Linked DNA regions of Homo sapiens: regions 1 and 2 are each linked to region 3. Evidence: chromatin loops called from intact Hi-C (ENCODE). Cell type or tissue: HCT116. All regions are shown on one strand.

Region 1 (5,000 bases), 210 kb after region 3:
AATACCAAAGTGAAAATGCTGGGAGTGCAGCCCAGAGTCTCCGCTTTAGCCTAGGAAAAGCTATGCCATCCATGCAAGCAATCTTACTCCCGATTAAAGACTTTCAAAGACTGCTCCCATTAAAACATAGGAACAACACATTAACCCGAAAAACAGTAAAACATCAAACACATGTGACACAATATAGCACATCATTCATTACTTTCTGTACACTGTGCAGAAAGACACTATATAGCTAAAGTCAGTTCCTGCATTTTGACCAAACAGGACTGAGTCACTCTGCAAACGATGCCTGAAACCTCAAAGGATAACCAACCGCCTCTGACCAAAAGCCAGTCCGTCCGTCCCTGGAAAGGGAGGAGGCAGTTTTTCTCATCATACAGTAAGGTTTATTCCAGGAGGGAATAGAACTAAACATCTGCATTCCAGCACAGAATGTCTAACGGATCTAAGGACCTCCCACCCTAGTTCTAGTCTTCCAGAGTCAATTTAATACACAGAGTATCGTTTTCACCTTTCTTCCCCTCCCCAGGGTAAAAGTCCACACCCCCTTTTCCCATAAATGCATCTACACTGCACACTACTCAAATTGCGAAATACAATCATCTATCCTAACAAAAATAAGAAATAAGCCAGCATTCTACGGTGCATTTCTATTTTGTAAAACATGCTCCTTTCTTAACCAAGAGCCAATTAGCAGCCTTTACGGTGCTATTAATCTGGATTTCAAAGGTCGTTATAGGAAAGAGACGCAATGAAGAGGACAGATTTATTCCACTCCACAATTCAGACTGATTTTTTGGCTCTGGCGCAATAATCTCAGGGAATTAAATTTACAGCAATTAAAATGCACTAAATAGCAAGTATGGAATGCTCAAACGCAAGTGAAAACAGCAAAACTTTAGCTGTGTGTTCCAAGATTTCAGACTAAAAGGAGAGAGTGAGGGCGGCTCTTTGTCATGTACCCCAGTGAGTACTCGCAACAGGGACAGCATCAGGTTTCTTTCTCCCTCGCTCGCACCAAGTCCCCACGTAGCATGACACTTTCAAATCAGCTAACCTGGTGTATGAAGCATGGCCAGTCCTCCACCCACCTCCCCAGAGTGGGCAGGCGGAAGGAGAAGAGGGGTGTTTTCCTCCCAGTGCTGCAAGAAAGGAGCAGCCGGGGATGACACTGGCTCCAGCAGGAGGTAGAGGGAGGAATCAAAGGCGGGTCACTACTCTTGGAACTCGGTGACAGAATCGTTTGGTCTCCGGCCCCGGCTGCCGGAAGCAGGGCGGGGTGGGGCAAGACCTCCCCCTCCCCACGGGCGGACGGGCACGGAGGGCTGGGCGGAGAGGGGATCTGAGGTGTGAGCTGCAACGAGCAAGCTCCCAGGCCCCGGCCACCTACCAGCAAGCTCTCCACGTTGATGGGGGAGCGAGGGTCTCGGATCAGCGCCTCCAGCTTCCTCTGGCGGCTCGCGCCTGCCCCGTCCCCCGGCGCGGTCTCGGGGGCGCCGGGCATTTTCCCCGTCGGCGGGGGCCGGCTCATGCCGCCACCGCTGGACCCGCACTCAGGCTCCTCGCGCTCAGGTCCCGCAGCCTCGGGGCCTAGCACCGCCCCCGAACCACCAGCTCCGGCCGGGACTCCACCCGGGCCCACCGCCTGCCTCTAGCTCCGGCTTCGGGTCTCCAAGGCGGTCCCCCGCCTGGGGGCTGCTCCCAGGGGCCCGCCCGGCCCAGCCCGGCCCAGCCCGGCCCGGCCCTGCCGGGAGCGGCGGGGAACAGACGGCGTCCCCGCCCCTCAGTCAGATTCGCGCCGCCGGTCCGCTGGTCCTCAGCGAGTGCCCGCAGGAGTCCTCGGGCGGGAGCAGGGAAGTGGCGCCGCCACCGCCGCGGCCCGGACCGCCCCGCCCTCTGGGGCCCCGGGAGGCTGAAGCCCAGGCCTGGGCCACTACGGCCGCCGCCGGCCCGCTGCCATGGTCGCCGCCGGCCGCCTTGCAGTCCCTCAGCCAGCTCCCGGCGCACACACTCCCGCGCGGCCGCCCGTCTCCGGCCGCGCGCCGCCGCTACCCACAAGCCCCTCCGCCCGCAGCCGCCGGCGCGCGTCCCCGCCGGCCCTGCGCGCGCTCCGCCCCGCCCCGCCCCGCGCACCGCGCTTCCTCCCTTTCTTTCCCTTCCTGCGTCTGTCCCGCTCCGCTTTCTCCTCTGCGCCCCTTCCTCGCCCGCCCTCGCCTCCTCCCCCTGGCGAGGTTCTCTGAGGCGAATAGCCGGGCGCGCGGTCACGGCCGAGCTCCTGCTGGGGGAGGGGAGACGCACCCAGGCCGGGTCCTTCCGCGCGCCCCCTGCCCCTCCCGCCGGACCCCGCGGACTACCCCGCGGCCCCGAGGCGGAACCCCAGACGCCGGGCCCAGCGCACCGTGCGCTGGGGGGGAGCCCGGCCGCGCCCCCCGCCGCGGCCCCCGCTGACTCAGCGCGCAGCTATGCGGGCCTCGCCTCACCCGCGCCCAAATAATAGCGACCGAGCTCGGCGCCCGCGAGGGGCCGCAGGGCCGGGGGTTTCGAGGCGAGCCTGAGAGGGGGCCCTGGGTGTCTGGGATTCCGAATTAGCGGAGGCGGGTGGAATCCTAGTCCTGGGGCAGGAGGGCCTGGGATCCTGAAAGCGTTTCTGCCCGGCTTAGACACTAACCACTTCAAGAGAACGGGAGAGCACCGGAAAAAGGCTTTCCAGCCGCAGGCCTTCGCGGGGTCTTCTCCTTTTGGGGGGCGGAAGAGGGGTGGTTATCGGGACCGTTCCGCCGCATTCCTGCCCTCTCGGCGGCCGGTGCCATCGCTTAGATCCGCCCAGGGCGCAATCCGAAAATTATGTGCCAAGAGCTATAAAACCGTTCATAGAGCCCCTTTGACCCAGTAAACCCATTTAAGGAAGTACATTTCCAAGGAAATGATCCAAAGGGCGAAGAAGGGGGAGAACTTGCAGAAAGATGTTAACAGCAGGGCTATTCACAATGTTCGTGATGACCAAAACCTGGGAATGGGCCCAGTTGTCCAACAATTGAGTAACCCAAACAGGCGCCTTCACATTAACAGCAAGAATCCTGGCAGGTATGCAGACTGTGTCAAACATGAAATTTTGGCAAGTACATGAGAAGGTATATTAGAAATAAATGAAACAAAAAAAATCGTTTGTACACACTAAAACTATGTAAAATGAGCAGCTATAAGAACCAGAGAATACAGTACTTCTTAAATAAATGGGATTTTTTTCTGTAAAGATACTTAAGAACAAATTAAATTTCAAAAAATGGAAAAACCACTCCGAAAAGCAACAATCTGATATCCATTAAGTAATAAGAATGTTAAGAACTGTCTCCCTGGCATGTCAGAGATAAACCCGAAGATAGGGTGAAGCCCCAGCCCTGTAAAAGTTGCATTTTGATCCAAACCATTGGATTAGTTGGAGCCTCTTCTTTGGTTTTAGGTTAGTTAAAACCACCCCTAGCTGGACTCATGCAGGAAGAGGCCCCGATGATCCATCCAATGCAGCTTTTCCCTTTCAGATAGTAACACTGACTTCACATCCAGAGAGTCCTTTAAGTCTGTGTATTGAGCTACTCATTCAGACCTCCACAGAGGCCACCAGGAGAACAGAGGGAGCTAGACACTCCCACTTATGCATTGGAGCAAAATAATGAGATAATCTATGATTATGGATTATTTTTCTGATGACAAAATAATATGCAAGGCAAAAGGAGCACTCTGTCTAGCGGGGCGTGGTGGCCTGTGCCTGTAGTCCCAGCTCCCCCTGAGGCTGAGTTGGAGGCCTCCTCCATTGAGCCCAGGAGGCCAAGGCTGCAGTGAGCTGTGATCACACCGCTGCACTCCAGCCTGGGCAACAGAGTGAGATTGTCTCAAAAAAAAAAAAAAAAAAACACTGTGGTTCTCAGTTTCCAAATTAATTTTGACTGGTTGTATATTTGTATGTAGCTTGGTGGAATAACAGGAAGCCATGGTCCAAATACCGAACATGAAAACCTTATTTTAAGAGTAGTGATCAACAAGATATATATCCTGGGCATGTTCTACATATACTTATTTATATAGACCAGAAAAAGCCATGGTACAGAAGATTTTTACCCAAGACCTATCCCATTGTCTACCTGGAAGAAGAGAAAATGAATCTGTTGATATGAGTTAAACCTTTTTGCAGGATGGGGTAAGGGTAAGGAGGAGGTTAGTACAACAATTCTTGTTTTCAAAAGTAATGCACAAATGCATTCTTGTAAAAGTTCAAACGAACCAGAAATATATGGAACATAATCTAAAATTTACTGTTCTGACTATATTTCCACATACATTCTTATATCACTCAAGGCCTTTGGCCATTCTCATACATATGTATTATAGATACATGTTACCTTTTCCCCACAGACATGAAATTATACCATATCATGGTGTTTGGCAACTTGGTTTTTTCCCTTCATTACTAATATGTCCTAGAGGCGTGTCCATGTCTATAGGCAGAGATCTGCTTCATTCCGCTTACCTGCTGTCCTCTACTCCCCAGTTTGGATGTGCCACACTGTAATTATTCTCTATTCGAGAGCATAGTGGTTAAGAAACAATTGCCAAAATCCTGCCCCAAACACACACTTGCCATGTGACCCTGAGCAAGTTACCTAACTCCTCTGTGTCTCGGGGTCCTCACAATATTTGTTATAAAGTGCTTAGAAATGTGCTGGCCCTCAATCAATGCTAGATATTATTAATATTTTCTCACTGTTAAAATGATCCATTGACATCCTCGTATCCTCATATTTGAATAGTATAGATTCCTAAAAGTGGAATTGTCATAACAAAGGGTAGGCATACTGTAAATACAGATGCTGCCAACCTGTTATTTATTTATTTATTGGAGGCAGGTTTACATTCTGTCCTTCAGGCTGGAGTGCAGTGGCACGAGAGATCTTGGCTCACTGCAACCTCCACCTCTAGGGCTCCAGCAGTCCTCCCACTTC
Region 2 (5,000 bases), 450 kb after region 3:
ACCCAGGCAGTAGCTGAGTCCCGTCCTCCGCAGCAGCCTAGCCCCAGGCAGCCTCTGCTTTCATCCAGGGACTGCTGCTTCTCTGCCGGTGCTGCATTTGGGGGCAACCCTGTGGCTGCAGAGCTGGACCTCTGGGGATGAGGATGCTGGGGATGCCACGCTGCTGCGGCCTCCCTTCTGGGCTGTCTGTGGACCCCCAGCCTCCACCCTGAACAGCAGGGAGATGAGGGCCTCCTTCAGCCCGGGAACCTGGGAAGGTGGCCTTGGGAAGCCTTCTGTGTGGGACTGACTGTATTTTCCTTGCCATGCTCCGTGGAGGGGTGTGGGAGATGGAGCTCCTCCAAATTGCCTAGGGGAACACGAGCCGTTCCAGAATCTGGCTCCAGCCCACCTGCCGAACCTCATTCCCTGCTATTTTGGCTACCCTGGGCAGTTGAGCTCCCCCACCCCCATGGCCCCATCCTCCTGTCTCCATGCTCTGTGCCTGCGTCCCGGCTCTGGGCTGCTCTCTCCACCCGCCTATTAAATCGCCTTTCTGAGGTTAGTTCAGGGGGCACCTGCTCTGTGCAGGAGGGCCCCCTGTGAGCTCACGGGGCTCCCAGCCGTCCCAGGCTCAGTCCCGCAGCCACATGTGGCCATCGGGGCCTCGGCGCTGTGCAGTTCCCGAGGGCAGCGCCTTGGTCATGTGCATCTTGGAGCCGCTGGTACCAGCTGCTGGGGAGCTCCGCCAGAGGGCATGACGCTGGCTGGGTTGAGTTGCGTTGAGCACAGCTGAAGTGTCGGAGTTCCTGGGCCTTCTCCTCTGCTCTGGGGAGAGAGCTCAAAATCAATTTTTAAGAAACTGCGTCTAATACCACATGGAGTTTACTGAAGCCTAGAGTCCTGTCACTCACTGGTTCGCAATGGAGAAGTGCTGCCCCCTGGGGGCGGGGGTAGGAAATGTTCTGGTAAAGGATGGATTTGTTGTCCCAGGCCCAGGGTCTTACTGGCATTTGGTGCTGGGACAGAGCGGGCAGGATGCACAATGTCCCGCACCAAACAGGCTACATAATGAGTCATCTCCAAAAAATGCCAAATAGTACCTCCCCAAGAGACATTTTGAGAAATAGTTGATCCACATTGGTACCATGGGAGCAGTTCCTGGTGACATCATTTGGGAAGAGCTCACGGGCTTAGGGTCTATTTAGAACTATTTATAGGGTTATCTTCCCAAAGTGAGAAAACATCTGCGTCTCTTCAATCCTTACTGAGATCCAATTCCAAGCCCTGTCCCCTTTGGTCGTTCAGTAGAGCTTTTAGAGGAGCTGGCTGCTTAGCCTCTGTGGGGGGTCTCCCATCGCAATTGGGGACAGATGTTTGCAGAGTCTAAGGCCTCATCCCTGCAAACAGGAAGGAGGAAAGCAGCAGCTGCGTCAGTGGTTGTTGGGAGGGCCAAAGGAGCCCACGGCTTTGAAAGCTCTTTGTAAACAAAGTACTTTATGCTTTTAACTTTTTGTTTACTTTCAGTCAGTCAAATGAAGTGATAATTTTTTTTTTGTTTACTCTTGAGAGACTCTAAAGCAATGATTCTCACCCTGCAGCGTGCTTAAAAATTACCAGGCTGGTCGGGTGCATTGGCTCACACCTATAATCTCGGCACTTTGGGAGGCTGAGCAGGCGGATCACCTGAGGTCAGGAGTTTGAGACCAGCCTGACCAACACGGTGAAACCCTGTCTCTACTAAAAATACAAAAATTGGCCGGGTGTGGTGGTGCGCGCTTGTAATCCCAGCTACTCGGGAGACTGAGGCAGGAGAATCGCTTGAACTCAGGAGGCAGAGGTTGCAGTGAGCTGAGGCCGCGCCACTGCACTCCAGCCTGGGCAACAAGAGCGAGACTCTGTCTCGAAAAAAAAAATCACCAGGCTGGCTTACAAAGGATGGTGTTTTTTTACTGTCGTTTCCAGAGATGTGATTCTGGAGGTCAAGGCAGGGCCCAGGGACACACAGGTTTAATAGGCCCATGGGGGTTCTGTGCAGTGCCTCGGGTCACACCTGGAGAACCGTTGCTCTGATTGGTATTTCTCCACCCGGGCTGTGCGTTAGAATCAAGAAGAAGCGTTGAGATATTGGGATGCCTGGGTCCTGCTCCCATGCTGGGCTTCTGGTTTACTTGGGATGAGATTGCATCCAGACAGAGTTTTAAAAGTTTCCCGGTTGAGTTTAATGTACAGTTGAAGTTGAGACATGAATCTCTGCATGTAGGGGAAATTTTGTGTCTGGTTAGTCAAGAAACTATGGAAACCAATTCTTGATATTTTGAACCATTCACGAAGATAGTTTGAGTCATGAGCATGCTGTTGTCTAGAGTGGGCGGGGATGACTCATTGGAGTGGATGCGCTGCTCTGTACTTGATTTTTTTGAGTCTGAAATTAGCTTTCCAGGCTGGGGCAGGGAGGGGAGCACAGGTGGATCAGTACTGCCCCCAAGCGGTGGAGCTGTGGTGGTGGATCAAATACTGCTGCCGCCTGTCTGCACAAACATATTTCTCTCTTCCAGCCCTTCAGAAGTGTATTGGAATATGTCGATAACAATAATGATGGTAGTGAAGATGATGATGATGTGGGTAATTCTGGCTACCTTATTGGGTCCAAGCTCCCCACAATTCGTTGCACAAAGCACTCTACATACATTCTCTTTAGTCCTGATCAAACCACCTTTCAGAGTAGGATTTAGTGTCCTATTTTAAAGATGAAGGAGCTCGGGCTCAGAGAGAGATCGTTTAGACACACACACAACTTTGGAATGAAACATTTACAGCCGGGCGCGGTGGCGCGTGCCTGTAGTCCCAGCTACTTGGGAGGCTGAGGCTGGAGGATCGCTTGAGTCCAGGAGTTCTGGGCTGTAGTGCGCTATGCCGATCGGGTGTCCGCACTAAGTTTGGCATCAATATGGTGACCTCCCGGGAGTGGAGGACCACCAGGTTGCCTAAGGAGGGGTGAACCGGTCCAGGTCGGAATGAAACATTTACAAAAATTGACATTTCCTTATGCATAGATATTTCACTAGGTCCTTAAAACCCACGTGAATCTGTGATTAGAAAAAAAAAAACAAAACAAAACAGATCATTGTTCTCCAAACCAAGGGTAAATTTTATTGGAGCCCTGTCCTGGTGATAGCCTAATCCACACTCTGAATATTGTCTAGGTATCTTGTCAAACTCCGGGCCCCCCAAAAAACGCCACAAAGGGTGGTCTCCAGAATCTCCATCAGCTCCAGATGGTGGCTGCCCCCAAGGTGGTGGGAACAGAGCTAAGTATGGTAAGTGATGGCAGCCTTGCCCAGAATTCCAGACTTGGGTACTGGTGGTAGTGCTGCTGCCAGTTGTGTGTATGTGTGCGTGTGTGCGTGCGCACGAGTGTGAATGTGCGTGTGTACTGATGAGGGAGTTCTAAGGAGGCAGAGTTTGGTGTGACAAAAGACCTCTTTCTCACATGTTAAAATTGCTTTGCAAGGTCTAGGATCCGTGTATGATAGTGAGTTCTCTGATCCTTGAGAAATTTTAAAAGGGGCTATTTATGACTTGGCAGGGATATCGAAGAGGAGACTGAACTACTGGGGGAAGGATGGGCGGAATGAACTTAAAGGTGCCGTTGACCTTAGGAATCTGTGACTCTAAGAGTTTGGTGCTCCTGTAATCAGGGACGTTGGTCAGAGGGTAGCAGATTTGCTGGCTGGCCTGATGTCAGGTATGTGAGAGGTGGATGCCTTGTCTGATGTTTTCACTAATATTCTTGGGTGTTCCTAGAGAGCGCAGGCATGTCCTGCGTGCCGCAGGTTGGCTTGGTGGGACCAGCTTCAGTCACCTTTCCAGTGGTGGCCTCTGGAGAACCAGTGTCTGTTCCTGACAACTTGCTGAAAATATGCAAGGCCAAGCCAGTGATATTTAAAGGCAAGTACAGCAGTGCACCGAGTCGTGGGGATGGGAGAACCTAAAGGAAGGCATGAGAAACAGGCAAAAGCGAGACCTCATCCCGGTCTGACTCCAAGGGTATCCTCCTGAGACAAACCTAAAATGCTTTCCAGGGCAAGGAAAGAACAAGGCAGAGCCAGTCACTAGCTCAGCCCCTGATCAGATGCCAAGAATGATGGAGCTTGTCACAACTTTCCACAGTGGGTCCAGGTGAAATGATTCCCTGCCATGAAGTCTATTTGCCTGTTCACTCATTCTTTCCTTCGTTTGCTCAGCTTCATTGAGCTTCTGCCGTGGTCCCAGACCCGGTGCTGAGTGCCGAAGATTAGGAAAAAACAAATCACTCCCTGGCTGCAGGAGCTCCGCTCTGGTGGGTTGTCTCCTGTTATCACCCACGCCACTAGTATTTTTTGACTATGAAATCTACTTTGGTTGGGCAAAGATAGCCGTGGTCACCACTGTAGAAGCATCAAACAAAATTAGATTTGATCTGTTTTGTGCAGTGGGCTAACGTACGCTACGTGGGGGTAGACTTTTGGCTCAGCTGAAGAAATCTCTTTGATGAAGCTGGGGATGTTGCAATGGGAAACCCTGGGGGGATTCAGCAGGGCTTGGCTGGTGATATGTAGGCACCAGAATGGCTGGCACATGGCAACACACACATACATACACGCGTGGGCACGGCACACACACACCGTGCACGCAGGCCCCTCTTAAATACGTTATTATTGCATTTGGTATCATGCTTGTAGATAGAGTAGAGAGGATTGTAGGAAAGTGAGAGAAGCACCCTACTGTTAATTAAGAAATAAGAAAGAGCATGTCTTTTTCCTAAAACACAAAAACTGGACGGGGTATTCAGGAAGTAGAGTGCAACTCTGAGTTTCGACCTTAGCATGACGCAGGACCAATGACCGAGGCAGTTCCACTGGGCCCCACTGTCTACCTCAAATGAAGACCAACATTCTTTCAGTCATGTTGTGTGTGTTTTTTTACGTGGCCATGGCGTGTCTGTGGTAGGCCCGAAGACCACGGTGCTCAGGAAACAG
Region 3 (5,000 bases):
GGCAGGGCGGGGTTGGTCCTCCCAGGCTGGGGCGCAGTGAGGCTCACCCAGAGTGAATTTGGATGTTTTTCCAGGCAGAAGGACATGTAAAAAGAGACTGGCAGTGACTGACCTGGACTGGCAGGTGAGTTTTTTTTTCCCCCTCAACATTTTATTTTGAAATTTTTCGGACATACAGAAAAGTTGAAAGAATGGTAGGGCAGACACCCAACATATGCCCACCCATACGCCCACCACCTAGATTCTGCAGTTACGTTGTATTGTATTTGCTTTGTCACACATCAGTCCAGCCCTCTATCAACTCTCGGTCTGAAATGGTTTTTAAATTACATTTTAATTTTTAAAAACCAACCTCCAGCCGGGCGCGGTGGCTCACACCTGTGATCCCAGCGCTTTAGGAAGCTAAGGCAGGTGGATCAACTGAGGTCAGGAGTTCGAGATCAGCCTGGCCAACATGGTGAAACCCTGTCTCTACTAAAAATACAAAAGAAATTAGCTGGGTGTGGCGGTGCACACCTGTATTCCCAGCTACTCGGGAAGCTGAGGCAGGAGAATCGCTTGAACCTGGGAGGCAGAGGTTGCAGTGAGCCAAGATCATACCACTGCACTCCAGCCCCAGCAACAGAGTGAGACTCCGTCTCAAAAAAAAAAAAAAAAAAATCCGTTGAACTATTCAGCCTCTACATACATCAGGAACTCAATCAGTTGTGATGGTTTGTCACAGATGCCCTTGCTGGCCTTTTTTGCCCTGGTCCCTGTGTCTGGAGCCTGTGGCCAGGGCTGGAGGTATCTGAGCAAACTGCATGGCTGTTCCCAGCTGCTCAGGGCCACAGCCTGCGGTCAGCCTGACAAAGCCTCCCAGGACACACAGCAAGGACCCCCCAGGACACACCGTCCTCTCTAAAGACACTCACGGGATGCCTTCTGGGGGTTCAGGGAAGCCAGAACCGCTGCTCCTTGGGCATGGCAGGAACCTGTCGTCGCAGTGCAGGGAGCACAGACACCTCCACGAAAACAGCACTCAGAAAAGCCTGACCCAGGGTCCTAGCTCACAGAGGCCCACCCCGCCGCACTCCTGCTGTGCTCATCTTTACCAGGAAAATTTAAGTCACTAGATGCCACCCTGTGTCATCCCAGCTCCAAGGGGAGGAACAGAGGAGAGACAGAGTCCCAGGCCTGCAGCTCTGATTTTAGACTAATGTTTTTCCAAAAGGTCCCATCCCTCAGCTCCGTCCTCATGCAAGTGTGGGAAGACGAAGCTGGCAGCTCTTTCTGGCCTGGCTCTCAGCCCTGTCTTCTCCACGCCAGCCCTCCGCCCGAGCCCAGTAGGGGCTTCGTTGCCACTGCTCACCCACACCACGCCATGGCAATGGTGACCTCACCTGTTTTTTGCCCCTGTCCTGATGGTTCTGTTCCCTGCAGCTCCCTTGGGGCTCACAGCCCATCGGTATCTCCCCACTGGGTGCAGGATACCGTGGAAAATACCCCGGGGCCTGCCCCCATGTGCCCTGCCACCCCCGTCCTTGTCTCCTCCCCCACATCTCCCAAAATACCAGGCTCTCTCTTGCATCCAAGCTTTTGTGGTCACCCCAGTTTTTCTACCTGGCAAGTCCTTTCACCTGTGAAGTCCCAACTCCTTGCTGCCTCCCTCATAGAAGCAGAATCCAGCAGGGGCACACAGGACTGGCTACAGTGCGAGCTCAGTGGTTCACTGGCTGCCCTGCTGCCCTGCACCCCGGGCACTCTGCGCAGGCCTCTATTCGTCAGGGCTTTGTCTGCACTTAGCTCTTCCCTTACAAAGATAGGAAGCAGCGCGCCAGCTGAATGGACCCACAGAGAAGCTGCGTGGAAGGAACTGTGAATCTGCCAGCACCTACCGGAACAGCACAAAACTCAGAGAACCGGAAGCAGAGAGTGCAGGAGGCAGAAGTGATGAGAGCAGCGGGCGTCCATGGAGCTCAGCTGAGCCAGACCAGGAGAGGCTGCCACGGAGGGAGCCTGGTTGTACCCAGTTAGAGCAGAAACAGGGCTGAGGGCTCGGACCATAAGCCCTCAGATTCTCACTGTTCCTTTCAGCTGGTGACTGACTGTGTGACCGTGGGCGGTCACTTAATCTTGCCGGTAAGGGCCTCAGTTTCCTCATCTGTAGAATGGCGTTGGAAAGGCATGGCTGGGAGGTCTCAGATAAAGCAGAGTGCTGTGTGAACGCTCTGGGTTTGCAGACAGAGTGGATGTTCCTAGTGCATTGCACTCATTTTCCTCGCCCAACATAAGCTCATGACTTCCGCCATCGTTCCCAAACAAGCAGGAAGCTTCACACTGATGCCTGATCCACAATTCCCAAAGCGCCCTCAGGGCCACCATTTCTTGCGAGCCTCGCAGCATCCACGAGGGGGCAGCACAGGACTAACATCGCCCCACGGCCTGACGGGCTGCCGGAAGCAAGTGCAATAATGGTGGGGGTGGCCCCCAGGAGCCCCAGCTTTGCTCCCTCCCCCTCCCCCACCCTGTGCGGAGGACTCCGGCCTTGGGGTAGGGGGCTGCTGAACTGGGCGTGGCATCTAGTCAGGAACTCTCTGCCCCCCAGCCCTAGGGCTCAGATCACACACACACACACACACACACACACACACACACACACACACACGGGGCCCGCCCCTTTCCTAGGAGCTGTCCGTTCCCAGGACAACAGTCAACACAGCACAGGCGGGAGTTCAAAACGAAACTGGGCTCAAATGCTCTCCCCAGCCCGGAGAGCCCTGTCCCCATCGGCCACTCTGAGCTCGAGGCCTAAAGGGACAGTGAGGAGGACCCTGCCCAGGCTCTCCCGGGGTTAGGAGGGACAGAGTGTTCCAGGAGGAGGTTTGAGCTGAGCTCAGGCACAGGTCTCTCTCTCTCTCTCTCTGACACAAGCGCACACACACACACACACTTGCACCATGGGGAGCCACCCCACCCCTGGGCTCCAGAGAACCACATCAGCTGGGTACCGATTGCCCCCCACCAGGCCACCAGCCTCGGTCTCCCCAGCTGCCCGGGGTGGCCCTATGGCCAGCAGGGGTCTTGCTGGTGGCTGCCAGGCCCCCCAGGCTCTGAAGGCGCAGCGGGTGGCTCAGGGAGCTGCCTGCGATGGCGTGCAGCAGGACCAGCTGTGGCGGGAGCTCCTGGAGGCCGAGCGGCGGGGCCAGCAGCGCTGGTGAGTACCTGCCCTCCCTTTTCCACCCTGACTCCGCAGCCTGACTGCAAGTTGGGGAAGGTTTTGGAGAAAGGGAGATGGGAGGGCAAATGATCTGGCTGAGGGACAGAGGGCATGGCATGCCCGGGGGAAGGTGGGTCACCAGCCCAGCCCAGAGCCAGACCCGAGCCTGAGCCTAAGAAGCGAGGAAGATGGAAGCCAAGACCAGATGCCGCTGGGTCAGAGCAGCCCCACCTCGTTCATTCCGACTGCGACGCGGCCGGTAATCCCTTGAGCTGGAGCCTGCTGGCCTAGTCTGGGTTAGAGGAGCTGGCTGTCTGACCTGACTCGGGGAAAGGATGCTCCTTCATGCATTCATTCAACCAAAAATACCCATGAGCCGCTCTGAAACGAGACCAGACTGCAACAAGGGACTAGACAGACCTGGCCATGGCTCCACCGAGCCTTCATACTCAGGACAGGGCAGCCAAAAAGCAAGCAGAGAAGCAAACAAGTACAAATCTGTATGAAGTGTGACCAGCGGTAAGAAGGAAACAGTTCAGGGTCGGGGGCAGAGCCGGCTGAAGGCCTCTCTGAGGAGGAGACATTTAAGCTGAGACATGAAATAGGAGAAGGAGCCAAGAGTTTGATGTATCTAAAAAACAAAACAAAGAATTCGTGTAGCTGAGGCACAGGGAGTGAGGAAGGCCACAGGATGAGGGGGAGCAGCGGGGGCCACCCCAGCCCTTATAAAAGTCTGGATGCATTTTTTCCAAAGGAGACACCATCCAGGATTTTAAGCGGGAACATGGCATGATCTCGATTACATTTTTAAGTGAGCAGCCTGATAGATTCTAGGATGCATTCATCTTGCACCACTGAAACTTCATACCCGTTGATTAGCAACGCCCCATTCCCCCTCCTCCCAGCCTCTGGCACCCACCATTCTAGTCTTTGCTTCCAGGAGTCTATTTTCAGTGCCTCATAGAAGTGGAATTGTGCAATATTTGACTTTCCATGTCTGTTTTGTTAGTATCCTGTCCTCCAGGTTCATCCATCTTGTTGCATATCGCAGAATTTCCTCCCATTTTAAGGGTGAATGTATATATGTGTGCAGTTTCTTTATTCATTTGTCAATGGACTTTTAGGTTGCTTCCACATTTGACTATTATGTGTAGTGCTACAATGGGCATGGGAGTGATTTCAGTTCTTTTGGAGAAATTCTCAAAAATGGATATCTTAGTCCATTTTGCATTGCTGTCAAGGAACACCTGAGGCTGGGTAATTTATAAAGAGGTTTATTTGGCTCACAGTTCTGCAGGCTGTACGAGCATAGTCCTGGAATCCACTTGGCTTCTGGTAAGGGCCTCAGGAATCTTACAATAATGGCAGAAGGTGAAGGAGGAGCAGGCATGTCACATGGTAAGAGGGACCAAGAGACAGAGAGAGAGACAGAGAGAGAGGAGGTGTCAGGTTCTTTTTAACAACCAGCTCTCTCCTGTGAACTAATAGAGCAAGAGCTCATCCATTACCGCAAGGATGGCACGAAGCCATTCGTGACCCAAACACCTCCCACTAGGCCCTACCTTCAACACTAGGGATCACATTTCAGTATGAGATTTGGAGAGAACAAACATTCAAACCATATCGGAGGGATTGCAGGATTATACGGTACCTCTATTTGTAATTTTTTGAGGAACCTCCATTGTCTTTTGCATAGCAGTGGCACCATTTCGCATTCCCATCAGCAGTATCTCAGCATTTCAGTTTCTCCACACGCTGGCCAACACTCATTGATTGTCTTTTGTTTTTTGATAACAGCCAT

The links. Hi-C counts contacts between places; a loop is a spot of excess contacts. Peaks named below come from ENCODE experiments on the same cell type or tissue, not always from the same donor. Only the 100,000 strongest peaks of a DNase experiment are listed, where the experiment ranks them.
Region 1: it touches region 3 in a loop (9-fold over the local background); 17 of 110 quality-filtered maps call a loop at or near these places.
Region 2: it touches region 3 in a loop (12-fold over the local background); 57 of 110 quality-filtered maps call a loop at or near these places.

The regions. Positions count from the first base shown.
Region 1 is chr2:11,342,603-11,347,602 of GRCh38, forward strand. It overlaps ROCK2 (Rho associated coiled-coil containing protein kinase 2), which reads right to left and starts at 2,034. Exons shown (of 33, transcript NM_004850.5): 1 at 1,394-2,034. The coding sequence starts at 1,534. LOC124907733 (a long non-coding RNA gene) reads left to right here and starts at 2,910. Exons shown (of 2, transcript XR_007086216.1): 1 at 2,910-3,087. RefSeq lists silencers at 1,349-2,078, 2,219-2,288, 2,359-2,518. In HCT116, no CTCF peak of the experiment used is centred here; DNase peaks (open chromatin) are centred at 369, 1,059, 2,189 and 2,739; H3K4me3 peaks cover 3,267 bases; H3K27ac peaks cover 3,473 bases.
Region 2 is chr2:11,581,976-11,586,975 of GRCh38, forward strand. It overlaps GREB1 (growth regulating estrogen receptor binding 1), which reads left to right. Exons shown (of 33, transcript NM_014668.4): 8 at 3,186-3,299; 9 at 3,787-3,930. It also overlaps the pseudogene RN7SL674P. Among named protein-coding and RNA genes, the nearest start is that of MIR4429, 44 kb to the left of the region's middle. RefSeq lists an enhancer at 768-1,062 and a silencer at 2,441-2,530. In HCT116, CTCF peaks have their summits at 913 (motif pointing left) and 2,470 (motif pointing left); DNase peaks (open chromatin) are centred at 916 and 2,416.
Region 3 is chr2:11,130,396-11,135,395 of GRCh38, forward strand. It overlaps CIMIP5 (ciliary microtubule inner protein 5), which reads left to right and starts at 2,733. Exons shown (of 3, transcript NM_001371321.1): 1 at 2,733-3,196. The coding sequence starts at 2,940. FLJ33534 (Putative uncharacterized protein FLJ33534) reads right to left here and starts at 1,781. Exons shown (of 9, transcript NR_040080.1): 1 at 1,620-1,781. RefSeq lists an enhancer at 1-388. In HCT116, a CTCF peak has its summit at 2,393 (motif pointing right); DNase peaks (open chromatin) are centred at 2,396 and 2,656; H3K4me3 peaks cover 1,101 bases; H3K27ac peaks cover 408 bases.